Regions from separate parts of the Mus musculus genome. Here region 1 is linked to region 2. The links are chromatin loops, found by intact Hi-C in ENCODE. Cell type or tissue: left cerebral cortex. All regions are shown on one strand.

What was found. Hi-C counts contacts between places; a loop is a spot of excess contacts. Peaks named below come from ENCODE experiments on the same cell type or tissue, not always from the same donor. Only the 100,000 strongest peaks of a DNase experiment are listed, where the experiment ranks them.
Region 1: it touches region 2 in a loop (4-fold over the local background); 3 of 42 quality-filtered maps call a loop at or near these places.

The regions. Positions count from the first base shown.
Region 1 is chr2:173,450,359-173,458,358 of GRCm38, forward strand. No RefSeq gene overlaps it. Among named protein-coding and RNA genes, the nearest start is that of Gm14642, 60 kb to the left of the region's middle. In left cerebral cortex, CTCF peaks have their summits at 1,698, 3,531 (motif pointing left), 4,544 (motif pointing right) and 5,977 (motif pointing left); DNase peaks (open chromatin) are centred at 1,900, 2,493, 3,523, 4,630 and 1 more place.
Region 2 is chr2:173,296,882-173,304,881 of GRCm38, forward strand. No RefSeq gene overlaps it. Among named protein-coding and RNA genes, the nearest start is that of Gm36859, 9.3 kb to the left of the region's middle. In left cerebral cortex, a CTCF peak has its summit at 4,059; DNase peaks (open chromatin) are centred at 4,248 and 5,524; H3K27ac peaks cover 1,602 bases.

The sequences.
Region 1 (8,000 bases), 150 kb after region 2:
GAACAGCCAGAGGCATCTGGAAGGGTCCAGGCCGAACCGGATCATGGTCATGATGGGGATGGGGGCAGTGGAGGGTGGCAAGAAAGGAAGAGAAGAGCCAAGAGGGAGAGGAGAACCAAGGGGCCAAGAAAGAGCCTGCCAGGGCCAAGAGAGGAGCCAAGAGACCAAGGGAGCACCTGAGAACCAAGAGAGTGTACAGCCAAGATGGCTGAGTTTTATGGGAATCAGAGGAGCTGAGGGAAGGGAAGGGGAGGAGAGGGGAGGGGAGGGGAGGGGAGGGGAGGGGAGGGGAGGGAAGCTTAGCCTCTGGGCTAGAGAAGGGAGGGGGCAGGATGGAAACTTCTGGGAGGAACCACAGGCTCTGAGCTAGGCTTGTTTCTTTAGGACCTGACAGTGAGTGCGGGCAAAGTTTTAAATGCACAATAGAGGAGTTCTGTGGGTGTAACAAAGTGTTGATGGAAACGCAGATCAGGGATGGAAACCCAGGACCACAGCGTACACAAGGAAGGCAGTTTTGTATTATTAGGGAAAAGAAAAATGAAGTTCCTCTCTTATTCATTGAGTTAAAGACACACGGTGAACAGCACAGACATCCACATCCACCCAGTATACTGAGAACTCCCAAATAAATTCCCTCCCAACCGTCCCGGGGGGGGGGGGGAAGTCAACTAAAGCCAGAAACATTCGTCCCGTTGAAAGTGTTAGCAATGGCACTAAACCAGCTTCCCAGTGCGGCTAGCAGGAGCGTGGGGGATCCCTGCCCAGAAAGGGAATAGTCTTAGACGATGGGAGAGGTGAGTCTTTATCGTGCCAGCTTTAAAATTTTTGTTACAAATTTAAAGAAAAGGTTTTAAAAGATTTTTTTTCAAAAATAAGTAGGAAATCTTTTAAGTAAGCCAGCAGAGGCCATGGGCCATAAAATTTAGAAGGTTTCTGGAAATCTCCAAGATCAATTGATGGTCTAAAATTTCGAATTTACTTTCTTATGCCCACATGAGGAGAGTAGTGGCCACCATAAATACAAGGCCAACATGAGCCGTTCATTTAAGCTGGTGAGCTGCCTCATAGCCATGATCAGGATGCGCTCCCTGGGGCTGGAGAGAGCAGCTGGGTGAGTGTAACAGGCACTCAGACAAAATGGAGTTACTGTGGGCAGCTCAGCTCAACTTTGCTTTAGCTTTGGGTTGGTCGCTGCTCTATACACTTTCTATTTATTCTTGTGGCGTGTGTATGTTGTGTGTGTGTGTGCATGCGTGCTGTGTGCGTGTGTGTGTGTGTGTGTGTGTTTGTGTGTGCATGAGGAGGCCAGAAGAAAGCATCTGGCATCTTCCTCTGTCACTCCCTACCTTATTCCCTCGAGACAAAGGCTCTCATTGAACTTGGAGCCAGCCATTTTCCTGGCTGGCCTGGCTGGACTACTGTCCAGGCTCCGTGATTCAATCCCCATTGTCTCCTCCCCACACGGTGTTAGGGTTACAGGCAAACCCAGCTTTTTACTCCAATGTTGAGAAATCTGTGCCCAGGTCCTCATGGTCGTCTGGCAAGCACCGTTACCCCCTGAGCCCTCTCCCAGGTCCCCCATAAGCATCTCAAGTATATTTGAACTAAATTGACAAAGAAACTGCAGCTCACACACTAAGGACCTGAACTCATGACATAAGTAGTTTTGAGTCACCCACTCCTTCGAGGGAGACTTGCGGCTAAAAGAGGAAATTCATTTCCATCGAGACAGGAGAGTTTTTATTCCTGTTGAGTAATCTAGATTCTGTGGAAAATGAAGCGAGAGGCTGAGGTCGCGCTTAATGCTGGCTTGCATCATGTGATGCATAAGGAAAATATTTGGGATCGGTTTCTGGAGTGGACTCGTGGAGCACCATGGCTACAGTGGTTAAAAATCAACACAGTTTACCGCACAGCACGGGCATGAGTCACCCTGAGTTTATAGATGCGCCCGCTCTGAACCGTGAAGCCATGTCTTCAGCCACCCACCCCGTCCTCCCTCTTAAAGATGAAAGAAAGGGGGAAGGAAGCAGCTTTCTCACACACAAGCAGTTCCTGGAACTGGAGTGACGTGGGTATGGTTATACATTTCTAAAATTGAAAACTTAGTCAAATACACCCAAGGCTCACACACAACGAAGTGCAAACAGCTAAACTCAAATACGCAGTTAAGGATGAAATGCACACTTGTAAAACATCGTGCCAATAATTCTATTATGCAGAAACGACAGTATCTTGAACATAGACACGGATTAAAATTTAACTTTGCCTTTTAAAGGTTTTCTTTTTTATCATGACAAGATCTTCCTGCGTAGCCAAGGCCACCCTTGAACTTGTAATCCTCCTGCCTCCGCTTCTCAAGTGCTGAGATTCAATGTGTGTGTGGTGACCATCAAGCTTGAGGCTTTGCCTGTGGCTTGTCTTCATTCTTATCCCGCAGCAGAGAATTGCTCTGTCTTTAGTCTCTGGACGTAAGCTCAAGTCCATTTTAGTAAAAGTTGCAAGGCCCAGGCAACAAGTCTAATTCTGGCCAAGTTTAGTGTTGAAAACACATTCATTTCTGGTACCAAAACCCAGGGGAAACTATATACAAGCCTTGAGCTTTCGTAAACCTTCACAGGTCAGGGCCAGCCAGCAGAAATCTGCGTGTCCTGGAGGTGACACCAGAGAAAGAAACCACAGCCTTTGTGACCTCGTGTGGCCCAGTGTGGGCTTGTGTGAGAGCCAAGGCCTATGGGGTAGGTGCAGAGATTTAGTTGGGGGTCTGATATAGCTCAAATGAAATTTAAGAAATGAAATGTATGAAGACTAGTTCAAACTCATTGTAAAGTGAGACTCAAATCATGGACATGTTAATGTAGATCTTTGGCAAATTAGGGCCGTGCATACATTCAGATACCCACCAGACTGGCCTTGAGCTCAGAGATCCAACTGCCTCTGTCTCCTGAAATACCCAACTCTTTGCCTCCAACTTGACTATTTCCCTTAGTGACTGTTTTGTTTTAATCCCTGACAATGCAGCCACTTATCACCTGATCCGTTACGTTGCTCCGTTTGGATATTCATTGTTTGACTTACCAGATGCTCTGATTGGTGTGTTCTTTTTCACACGCAATGCAGAACATTTAAAGACACGGCTTTCCCTCTGAATGTGGCTTTGGCTGCTTCTAAAATGTTGCTGTTGCCATAAATTGATACCCCAAATAAGCTAAAATGTAATGTTTTGCTATCTCCTTGATCTAAAACTTGTTGAGGAGAATTTGTTTTAAAACTGCCTACTGCAACTACCCAGCGATTAGACAAAGGTTAATTAAATTGTGGTAAAATTCACACAGTCACTGCACCGTCATAGGTGAGAGCCAGATGATGCACACTGTATTGAAGGTGATGTCCCCGGCATAGGTGAAATACACATACAGCTTTACTGAGTAGCCTAGAGTGGTGTCCCTGGCAGCTGAACTCAGCAGCCTGGGGGTGCAGCCTCTGGAAAACGGTGCTGGCTGAGATGTGGAGCAGAGCGCCCTCTGGAGGTAGCCTTGAGGGAGCGCATCTGTGAAGGTGCACTCTGGTGTGTGCAGACCATCTTGTACTGTGAGGCCCACAGACACAGACACCATAAGGGTGACGATCTGGGTTCCTCCATGAAGCATCTGTGTTAGTTTCTTCCTGCATCGCAGTGGCCAAGCAGCAACAATAAGGGACTTGAAGAGAGGTTTATTTTGACACACTGCGTAGCTCTCAGCTGTGACTTCTGTCTCACGTCTTAGAGGAACTGGAAGCAGAGGCCATACAGGAAGTATATCTGGCCTATGACCCTCAGTGCAGACCCCAAGTGGTTCACATTCTCCAGTGAGGCTGCACCCTCTAAGGTTTCCACAGGCTTCCTAGAGAGGCTTCAGCATTTGGGGACCGAACATTCAGACACACAAGCCGTGGGGGACATTTCCTAACCAACCCATACTGGCATCGTTAGCAGAGAATCTGCCCTGTGACTTTCTCTCTGAAGTCCGTGACCATATCCTCCCTGGCTGGAGTAATTGCCACTGTGGGCTCCCCAGAGGGTCATTCCTTCCTCCTCTCCATCCCAACAGTGACTCAGAAAGCTTAGATGGATTCAAACACACACCGCTCCCAGGGAAGCTGCTGCCCACCAGCTCCGGGGAGACTGGGGTGGAGATGTGGCTCGCGAGCAGCTGTGGCCAGTTTTGATGGTTTCCTTTCTTGATCCATGTTTAAGCCCACCTGTTGTTCTTTCCGAGAAATCTGAGATTCAAGGTGAGTTGGTGGCATCACGGGTCCAATCTGGCCTCAGGAGAAAGATGTCTATTCTCATAGAGAACTAGGGGCTTCTACCTCAGTTGCCCTGGCTCACAATGGTTGGCATGAAGATGAGGGGGTAGCATCCCAAAAGGTACACTGGAGGTGAAGGACTCACTGAGCGCTTTGAAACAGGCCCCTTGGAGGGGGCATCCATTTATAGATATGAATGTGTGTCTGTATGTGGGTGTGTACACAAGAGTGCAGTGCCCAAAGAGGCCAGAAGAGGGCATTAGACTTCCCTGGAACTGGATTGACAGGCAGTTGTGAGCCTCCATGTGGGTGCTGGGAACTGAACTCTGATCGTCTGTAAGACCAGCCAGTGCTCTCATCATTGAGCCAGCTCTCCAGCTCCATTTTAAATTGTGTGGTTTCTCTTTTTCTTTAACTCCTGGTTTCAGCCCCTCCGAGGGAGGTTTTCCGCTTGTTGTAGCTTGTTGTATCCCACTCTCAAACCAAGCATGAAGCTCCGTGCAGAAGCCGTCCTATGGACCGAGGGATGGGGGCATCTCCTCTGAAGTGTTTGCATTCATCCTTACTAAGTGACATTTATTACACCACCTGCTTATTCGATCTGTGAAGTCTGAGAGGAACATCAAAGGCTGTCAGCTATCACTGTGGCTTCAAAGAAGCGTCACATTAGAGCCCTTCTCCTGCAAGAAATAGTTAGAGGGCCAAGTTCACAGCCACCATGTCGTCTTGACGGTTTGTGGGTTTGACAAAGGTTGAATGCACATTTCGACGGTGGCTTATGTTCATCCTGCATCCTGCTCACTGAGAGAAGCGCATATCTGTTCTGCCTGTGTTCTTCTTCACCGCCCCGCTCACCCTCTGTCGCCTCTTGCTCTGGGGTGTGTCCCTGATGGAGAGTTAGCACTGGACCTTTTCTCTGAGAGTCAGAGCAGAGGACTCTGCCTTCCATCCGATGCACCTCGATATCTCATCGGAGCTCCCGTTCACCCTCTTTTGTTGTTGATGGCGTTTGGGGTTTTGCTTCGTTGAATTCAGCTGTGTTTCCCTCCCTATTTTCCCCTGGATTTGGATCTGACTACTGTGTCCCTTGAACAGTTCCACCAACATCTCTAAGCCCGGATGAGTCTGTTACGGTCAGAACTACTCGGTGACCAATTTCTAGCCTGCTGCTCCTGCCCAGGCTAGCCCTCTGGCTGCTTCCTACAGAATAAACAGTGTTCATCCCTCGCCAGTCTCCTCTGTGAAACTGACCGGCTTACGGCTGCAGACACCCCCCACCCCTGCCCCATCATCACCTCTCTCCACACAGCCACACAAGGGCGGGGACCTGTCCTTCTCTCGAAGCCTGATGTGGCTGCTGCAGGACTGGGGCTCAGGCACTTCATCAGTGGGTATTCTGCATCTGGCTCTTCACCGCCTAGGTTATAAGAGATCTGGAGGTTCAGCCCTAAGACTGCAGTGTTTTTTATTGGTTTGTACAATTTGCTCATAGAATAAGCTGAGGTAAATAAAGTAAGTAGTAAGTCCTGATGTGAACTTAAAATAACCGGTTACATAATCGCAAAGCTAGTGCAGCTGAGGCTGGAGAGATGGCCCAGATTAAGAGCACTTACTGCTCCCGCAGAGGACTCGAGTTTGCATCACAGCTCCAAAAAGATCTGGCGCCCTCCTGTGGCCTCCATAGACACTGCACTCATGTGCGTGAATCCACACTCAAGACACAGACAAATACACGTAATTAAAACATTAATTTGCAGGGTTAGATTGAACTTAGATTTGCCTCAAACTAAAGTCTCCTTCTCTACTAATTTTCTCACTACTGTGATGATAAATCTGGCTGAAGTCACCTGAAGGAGAGGGCTATTTTGGTTTGAGGGTACACAGTCCATGACGGCAGAGAAGTCGGGGTGTCAGGAGCTAGAATCAGCTGGTCAGGTTGCATCTGTAGTCTAGAAGCAGGGAGAGAGGAATACTGGGGCTTGGCTGGATTTCCCCTTTTTATTTCATCTGGTACCTCACCCCATGGAGTGATGCCACCCACATTTAGGGTAAATCTCTTCTCTTTACCTTCTGGAAGCTTCCTCATAGATGTAGCAAAGCGTATGTCCATGGTGACTTTATGTCCCATAAAGTTGACAATCAAGATGACCACCAGACTCAACTAACTCTCTCTCTCTCTCTCTCTCTCTCTCTCTCTCTCTCTCTCTCACACACACACACACACACACACACCAGTGTGATCAATCTTTTTATATCAGCTCAGGAGGTGGCTGCTTAGAGTGAGACATGGTCATGACAAACACCACCATGGTCAAGGTCTCCCTCAAATGTCCCTAGCTCCCATCAGCCTGAATGCATTGAGTCTACTCTGAAGGTGCTCCCTTCACTCCCAACCAAGCTGTCTCCCTTTAGGGCTGTTTCACGTCCTCCTTGGCCCCTGCACCTCGGGCTGTGCCTGCCACACACTAGGTGACTTCAGTCGCTGGGTACGCACTCCTGAACTTGGCCTTGATGCATCCAGACCAAGGGCCACTTCCTCCAGGTGAATTCCTGCTTTGAATCTGCACAGAGCCTCTACTCCATTCTCTCCTTTCCCAGCTATGAGAACTCTGGGGGTGGGGGTGGGGTGGGGAACCATGGGAGCCCATGAAGAAAAGAAAATGCAGGCCAGGGCAGAACCTCCTAAGTGCTTCTCCCTTGTGGTCAGGGTGAATTGCTCCATCCAGACAACCCATTGCAAAGCTGAGTCCTTACTCCCTGGTTTGGTTTCCAGCTGTCCCTCCAGGCTCCCTTCCAAGTCACTACACTTTGTGACACACTTCAAATGCCCTTGCCGCTTTGCTCGTCACCAGAATTGCCCGAGATGGCACAGCTCAGTTGCAAGCCAGCACATGCAATCTTCGGGCAACCTCAGGTTCTCAGGTTCGGGGCAGGTTTGAGATTGGGTAACTGCTCTGGTTTGCTTTCTATTGCTGTGTTAAAACACCAAGGGGTTGTTCTCTCCTACAGCGTACATCCCACCGTGAAGGGAAGTCCTGTCAGGAGCTGAAGCAGACGGTGTGGAGAAAGGCGCGAGCTGGCGTGCTCATCACGGCTTGTTCAAGCTTTTTTTATACAACCCAGGACCACCTGCCCGAGAGTGACCTGCTCATTGTGGGCTGGACCCTCCCCCATAAATCATAACATATCACACAACAGAGAAAATGGCCCACGGGCCAATCTGACAGAGGAATTTTCTCAGTTGAGGGCCTTCTCAGCTGATCCTACCTGTGTCAAGTTGACAAAACTCGATCCAACACAGAGATCCAGCAGTGAGGTAAGACACGGTTTCTCTACTATGTCTCACATGTTTGTGGAAAGCAGACCTAGAGCTACAAATCCCAGAAGGTGCCAAGCCTGTCACCACGGTGTAAGAGCAGACATTGCGCATGGCAAGCGATGGCATCCCAAGCAGCCACTCTGTGCCCTTTTCAGATCATAGGAGACTGAATTTCCTGGCCAGACTTCTCTGGAAGCTAGATCCAGGGTTCATGGCCTAGGCTTGAGATTCAAACTGATTCTTGTTCTGTCGCTTGCATGCATTTAATCAAGCGCATGCTAGTCCTAAGTGTGTGTTTTTCCTCCTGTGGGCAACAACAAAGACAGTGGGGACAGTTCGCTGACAGTGCGTGCATCATACCCAGTGAGGATCGGACAGAGAAAGATATTAA
Region 2 (8,000 bases):
GGAACGGGAGTTGGGGACTGGAAGGGACAGAAGTATCGCAGGGTGCTGGGCACATTGGTTTTGTTTTTAAATTATTTGTACTGTGTGTGTATGTGTCTGTCCTCCTATGTACATATACCGAATTGTATGACAGTCAAGTCAGAGGACATCCATCTCGTAGGTCCTAGAGATCTAACTCAGGTCAGCAAGCTTAGCAGCGAGTACCTTTACTCACTTGACCTGTCCTGCTGGCCCAGTTATTTCTTTTGTAATTGTGTGTGTATGTGTGTGTGCGTGCGTATGAATGTGTGTGTTGCACGTGTGTGTACCCATGGGGGATGCACACCAATGCACGAACATGCAGAGGCAGAGGATATCAAGCATCCTCTTTCCCTACTCTCCGTTCTCCTCCTTCTCTTTCTTTTTCTGTCATTCCTGCCTTCTATTCTGTTCTTTCCTTCTCTCTATCCCTGTCATTTACTGGGTCCTATGCCTGTCATGGGTAACTGTAGCTTACTCACCCAGAGCTGGAGCTGCAGGCCTCTAGCAGCTATGTGGCCATGGCTGGCTTATTCCCAGAGCACAGAAGAGGGTTGGGTGGGCAGTGGCTTCAGCCCTCTACTGGGAGTACTGGAGATCCAACATGCAGGGAATCACCCACACAAAGGTACAGGCATGCCATACTTTCCCAAAGTCGCCTATACAATTATTTTTAGGGTCCCTGGAAGTACTTACAAGGCCATGTGGGCAGAAATAGCATATATTCAGCTTTCTAATCTGTTGGGCATCTTTATCAAGAGTCTAGTAGGGTAATTAAATACCAGACACTAAGTTACATTTGACTTCCAATTAAGCAATGAGTAATGCATTTGTGTAAGTATGTGCCAAATATCATATGGGAAATGTTTACATTGAAAACAGTTCTCTGTTAACTGAAACCTATAACTAATTGGACAACACGTGTTTGAATTGGCCAGCTCTGGTAGCCCTACCCAGCAGAGAGAAGTTGGGCAAATCTTTAAGTTTGTATAAGCAATCTCCTGCTGTGTAACAAATTACCATGAACTTTGCAGCTTATAGAACATGATCTTGTGGTCTTTGAGCTCTTTAAGTGAAGGGTCAGGGTCAGGGGTCAAGATGATGAAGGTCTTTCTACCAGGTAGATCAAGATGGTGCCGGGGTTGTGGGCTTCCCTGACATTGAACTGTAGGACAGGAAAGAATCAATCTCCAGCCTCCTGGGTTCTTGGTAAGATGTTGTCTCTGTGGCTGTTGGCTCATCCAAGGCCACTGAGGGAAAGGATATAGTGGGAATGTGTGCAGCCGGCAGGATTTCACAGACACGCAGTGTATATTCACCTCTAGCATCGCTGTATTCAGCTGCTGAGTAGCAAGCCCCAGGTCACCTGACCACAGTGGAGAGGAGTCTGACCAGGAGGAGACAAGGCCTTAGTGTCTGTCCTGCCCAGAGCTGTACCCCATCTCCTCAGCTTTGTCACTTGGGACAGAAACATTGTTCTCCTTTTTCTCTAGGCAGAGCCTGAAGCTCAGTTGCACTCCATGTACAGATGCTGAAATAGTGAGGGCTTCTAAGTTGCGCTCCCTCTCTAACTCAGGCGACATCTCTGCCTGTCCCACCTCCTCGTCCACCCTTTCTCTGTTACCATTTCAGTGCCAGGAACTTCTGAGTCACAGGGTCTTGCTGGTGGTCACTTGCAGGAATAGTAGGCTTCAGGGGGCTATGCTGCCTTAGAGCCTGCGACATCCGTGTTCACTGTCAACCTGACTGGATTTGGAGCTACCTAGGAGACACAGCTCTGGGGGTCTCTGTGAGGATGCTTCCAGAGATGCTTGATGGATGAGGTACGCCCCTCACCCTGGATGTGGGTAGCACTGTACAGGGGGCTGGGGTCCTGGGCTGAATACAAAATGAGCAGAACAGCAGCATTTCCTGCACTCCACTTTCCAGTCTATCCAGATAGAGGAGTGCCAGCTGCATCTTCCTGAGGCTGTGAAGTCGGCCACGCCTTTCACACTTCGGAGGACTGTGTGTTCAAACCCCACGCCTTTCACACTTCAGAGGACTGTGTGCTCAAACCCATTAACCAAAATAAAACCCTTCCCTTAAGCGGGTTCCTGTCAGATAAGAAAAGTAACTGATACAGAAACTTACTACCAGGAGTGGGGCTGTGGCTGCAACTAACCTGACCAGCTGGTTTATGATGGGGCTTTGGGACTGGCTTGTAGGCAGAATGTGGAAAAGTTAGGAGATTCGACCAGAGACACCATTAAATATCATCATGGCTGTTCTGGTGGGAGTCTGGAAGATGGGAATGCCAAGAGAAATGTGGGCAGAGGAGAAGGCACTTAGGAGGTTGTGTGTGTGTGTGTGTGTGTGTGTGTGTGTGTGACAAGAACGCAGAATCTGGGATAAAGGCCACTCTCTTATGTCCTGGTGAAGAGTGTGGCTGCCTCCTTATACATCCTGAAAATCTGGTTGAGGCTGAGCTCAGAAGCAATGAGCTGGACTGTTTGAGAGAAGAAATGTAGGGACAGCATCTCATTCAGGCTGTGGCGTGGCTGCTGCTCATTGTGTTTATCGAGGCTATGGTGACAGTTCAAAGCAGGGAGATTCGAAGAATGGACCATTTGGTAAGAAGTGGGCATGAGTGGTATTAAAACCTTTGACAGGGCAGACAGACTGGGTGCAGATTGCTACAAGTGTGGGTGTTGGGTGTTTTTGTTTTTGTTGTTGTTGTTGTTTTGTTTTAAATAAAGCAGGTACCATTAAGGGCAAACCTTGAACTCTGCACGGAGATAAGCATACTTCTACTCATAGAAGGTTTCCCGCTTATAAAAAATGTAGATTCATTTGAAAAGAGAGAGCCCAAAATGAGAATAATACCACCGAGAATCTCTGCTCCAGAATGGCACATATGGAAGTATTTCCCTTGGTTGGGTGGCAAAGATACCCAGACAGTGTTGCAGCTATGATTCCAGGGGACAAAACTTCATCTCAGACAGAAAGCAGAGTCTTGCACCTGTCACGGGTCTTGGTTTCGCAGGCAAACACAAATCCAAGGGTCATGAAAACTTGCACCAAGGTTCTGGAAAGTGTCTGAGGCCAGGACATCTATGTAGGGCTGGCGTCCCCGCAGGGGGTCCTAGGAGGTCACTGTATAGTGAGGCTGTGAAGGTGAAGTTCAGGTGACAGTGGGGACCCTAAGATGTTGGAGACACCAGGACAATGTGATATCCATGGGGGTAGGGGGGAGTCTACAATCATGGAGAAGAGGTGGCTCACGAGGGAGACGAGGTGTGCTACAGGTGACTGCACTGAGGTAGGGAGGGTCCTGTCCAAGCACACTGGTGCCCAGACGGTGCCTCTACAGTCCTCAGGACACTGGCGCAGAGCTACAGGGTTTGGCGTTGCTCTGTTGGGTTTTGTTTTGTTCTGCTCATTTCTTGTTCTGCCCCCATTCCTCTCTCTTACGATGGAAATACTTATTCTATTTCACCATGTACTGGAAGGATGTAACCTACTTTTTGATTTTACAAGGGCTCACAGTTAAAAAAAAAAAAAAAAGACTGTCTTGGGTCTTTTAAGAGACTTTGAACTTTGGTGTAGTCTGCATAGAGCTGCAGCCTGTCTGGCAACAATGTCAGAAGTATCCCTAAGCTCTGGCCATCTAGTTACACCACCCAGACCACACAAGCCATGAGAGCAATGGCCGCTGGTTGGAACGGCTGTCTAGGTGTGTAATATCTGTGTCCTTGAGTTTATCCTTGAAGACAATGGCTTTAACAGAAGACAGTGGCTGGCCGCCCCAGCAGTCTTAGTCCAGCCTGCTGGACTTGTAGAGAGTGTGCGCTGCTGTGGATGGGCAAGAACCACCAGCCTGAGCCTCCTCCTCGGGCCTTGCTTGGCACATTCGGCCCCACAGTCAGGCCTACGCCTCCCACCCGCCCATCTGCTCCCTCCCTGCCCACTCCTCGCCCCCAATCACCCTCTTTAGATGGGGGAGCATCTCACAGCTCCTCCCCTTCCCTCACAACTCTGGCGGTCAGTTGCGGAAGTGCAGAGCAGCCGAGGTCCAGGGGCCTTGCCTGCGCCCCGTGGCTCTAGAGAACCAACCACGATTTGTCCTAAGTACGGAAAGTGAATTGCACATTTCTGAAAGTGAAAATAGCTAAGTTGTTTTTTTATTTCTTTTTTTTTTAAATCTCCACCCGCCCCCAAATATAAAAGCAGTACATGCTCGTGGCAAAAAATAGACAAAACAGAAAATTATAAGGAGAAAGAGAGTGGAAAGAATCCAGAATCTCACTGCCCAGCGATGCTACTTTTAACATTTTGCTGTCCCCCACCCCCCAGGCTCATTTCTATGCAGCTTTGCACACACGGGTATCTCTCTTTCTGTGTTTAAATATATATTGAAGCAAAAATAGAACCATACTACGAATGCTGGTTAGTGGATTGCTTTTCTCCCTACTTAACTATCACAGCTTTTCTCGCCAGCGAACACAGGTAGAGTCATCGTTCAAGGCCGGAGCATGCGCATTTGGCAGCAGGGGCCACTAGGGCAGCCATCCCCGGGTTGTCTGAGTCAGGGCCTAACTCTCTCTGGATGGGATTGTTGCTTGGAAGGACATGCTCAGATCATGTGAACCGGCAGTTTAAGGATTCTAACTGGGGTTCTAGAGCCCAGGCCACGGAGTGGGTCTGGGCTGGTCTTAACAACGGTCTTGTCTGGGGCAGGTTTCTCCTGTGATCTCTGAGCTTCAGTTCTCATCTGTCCAACGCTTGGGCTGGGGAAGGGATAATGCTGGCCCTATGGTTAAAGCGTTTGCGATGCAAATGTGAGGACCGGAGTTCAGATCCTCAAAACCTACATCGATACAGGGTGAGTGTGGTGTCCCACTTGTAGTTTCAGCCTTGGAAGGTGAGGATAGGGGATCCCCTAAGCAGGCTGACCAGTGAGATTAACCACGTCAGCAAGCTCTGGGAGAGACCCTGCGTCAGTGAATAAGGCAGAAAATTGATTAAGCAAACCTCCCAATATCAAACTCGGGTTTCCACATGCTCGCGCCATGCCAGCCCCCCATACCCACCCCCTGCCTCCCACGGGGAGGTTAGCACAGAGGAGGGCTTCCAGTGTAGGCCTTAGTGGTTATCTGTGTGCCCTTCACGGGGATGTGAGCTGCGCTTCTCAGCCTTCTGGATATGTTAAAGACGACAGAATCCTGATTTATATGTGAAATGTCCTGATATTTCAATTTTGGCAACCAGTTTAAAGTAAGTTAAAATAAATCAAGTGTGGAGAGCCAGCTCTGCGGGCCAGATGCAGCCCTGGTCTATGATTTGGGGAGTTCAGTAGGGCCTCTCTGTTCTTCCACCCCTGTGGGAATGCAGCCAGATGGTTGTAGTTAATTAAGGCAGGGTACAGAAGACAGTTTGGACCCCTCCTTACCCCACCGTGAAGCATGGACCCTGTGTTAGTTATTTTGCTATTGCTGTGACAAAACACACTGACAAAAACATCCCAAGGAAACACAGGTTTATTCTGGCTCACAGTTCCAGGGTGTGGCCCGTCATGGTGGGGAAGCGGAGGCAGTTGGAGCTTGAAGCGACAACACATTCAAAGTCAGAAAGCTGAGAGCAGTGGACACGTGCCATACCCAACTCCCTTTCTCTATTTAACAGCTCAGGATCCCAGCTAGGGAATGGCACCACCCACAGTGGGCAGGACTTTCCAGCTCAATTAAACACAATAATCTCCCAGAGGCATAAGCAGAGGCCTGTCTCCCAAGTGATTCTAGGTTCTGTGAAGTTAACAGTTAACACTAACTCTATAGCCTGTTTCCTTACTACACACCATGTCTTGAGGGAACCTTGAGAAGACCATATCCCTGGAATGGCTTCTGCTCTGGTCCAAGCAGACAGGATCTCTTCCTGTCCCTCTCATCTTCTGTGTTGTGCATCTACCTCCATGCCACTGTCTGCAAACCATGATGACATCACTGCCCTACCATTACCCAGCATGCAAATGGGAGAACCACATCTACCTGGCACAAGTCCAGACACTCAGGCCAGTGTTCTAGAAACCCACTGAAAAGTCAGGCTTGGGAATGTGAAACGGCAGTGTGAGGGGATCGAGGACACTAGAGTCTGTCTGAAGAGTGAGAGTAGAGCTGACTCTGTAGCTGTGACTCTCAGCTCTGTAGTCTATGAGTTTTCTCAACGTACTGATCTTTCACAGTGCAAAATCTCGGTCTGGCTGCTAATGCAACTCTAATGGCGGTAAGGCGATTAGGCGCGACAGGCGACAGTGTGCTCATGGAAGGTGTTAAGAACCTCTAAGTGCCTTAATAATATTCCCACCTATTGCAGAATCTTCCTAATTAGACTGCTTTGCCCAAGGAAAGAATGCAGAATCTACTAGAAAGTGGATGGAGTGTTCTAGAACATACAAAGAGCAGTTGAGGTAAATCGAAAGGCAAGGAAAAGTACAAACGCCCCCAGCAGAGAGTCCCCTTTTCAGAGACAGGATCCTGGGCCAGAGGCTGCAGGTGGAGTGGGGTCGGGGAGAGGGGTGGGACTGTGAGAAAGGGGCGGGGCTGTATGAAAGGGGTGGGGCCCGAACTCCAGCTGTGCAGGCTCCACCAGAGAGGCAAGGTTCCAATGCACCCCACCACGACCAGCAATTGGAAGCTCTCCGCACAGGCCTAGGAACTGCAAAGTGTAACTGTGGTGATCCCTGGAGCTGCCTCCTGTCCTGATCCACTCTCTGTGCCTTCAGTGTCTTCGTCTATAAAATGGCCCTAGATACATTTTCATTCAAACATTTCCAGTGCCCATGTTTAAAAATGTAATGCAGGTGGAATTCACTTTAATAATGCTTTTTAAAATTATGCTTTAATAGATAAAAACAAACAACAGACAACGACAGAACTAAGCATAAGTAACTCACGTCCCAGTTGTTGGTCAGGGTAGCCCAAGAAACCACCCAAATTGTATAGGCTACTTCTGTTGCCCCTGGTGGCCTCCCTGAGGCAGAAGGTACGTCCCTATTGCTGAAGACGCCATGCATTTCAGATCCTAGACGCCAAGAAAGATACAAGCTGGATATGGCCTGAAAGACTCCTTCCTGAGTACTAACTTTTATACTGCCAGTGGTGCTATGCAAGCTTTCAGGGGAGAAAAGTAGCTCACAGTCCTGCCCAGCTATGACAACCAGTCCTACGCAGTCATGCCCAGCTAGGGAAGATATCCTTAAAGGTGAGGTAGTGGTACTGGTATCTTGGTAGTAACTCATCTAACAGGAGGGAAACCACGCCTTAGACAGCTGTCTGTGGGCTCGTGAGGTCATGGATCTTAGAGAGCCTACTACTGACACGTTACTAAACCAGCATACTTTCTAACTACATTCTAAAACTTACACATATGTGTAACTCTCACCCCTGATCAAGGAAACGTCCCTTTGCAACAGAGACCATTACAGAGATCTACGACTGGTCAAAATGCATAGATCAGTTGACTGTTATGTGACCAGCCTCAATGGATCCATCTACAGCACAACGCCTGTACTTAAAGCTCAGGGACAGAGATATTGAAAGAGCCAGGGGACCAGGAAGTCTGCTGTGAGATCATGTCTCACAGAATAGGATCTTCACAAGTAATAAATTAAAAAGAAGAAGAAGAAGGAGGAGGAGGAGGAAGAAAGAAGAAAGAAGAAGGAAGAAGAAGAAGGAGAAGGAGGAAGAAGAAGAAGAAGAAGAAGAAGAAGAAGAAGAAGAAGAAGAAGAAGAAGAAGAAGAAGAAGAAGAAGAAGAAATAATTAAAGTTCTGCTCCAGAGCTGGGTGTGATGGCGCACATCTGCAATCCCAGGTCTAGGGAAACGGAGGCAGGAAGTTAGCAATTCTGAGGCCAGCCTGGCTTATTTACTGGGACCTAGTCTCTATTAAAACAGTACAAACAAAACCAAGATACCCATAAGGGTTATATTTAACTTAATATATCT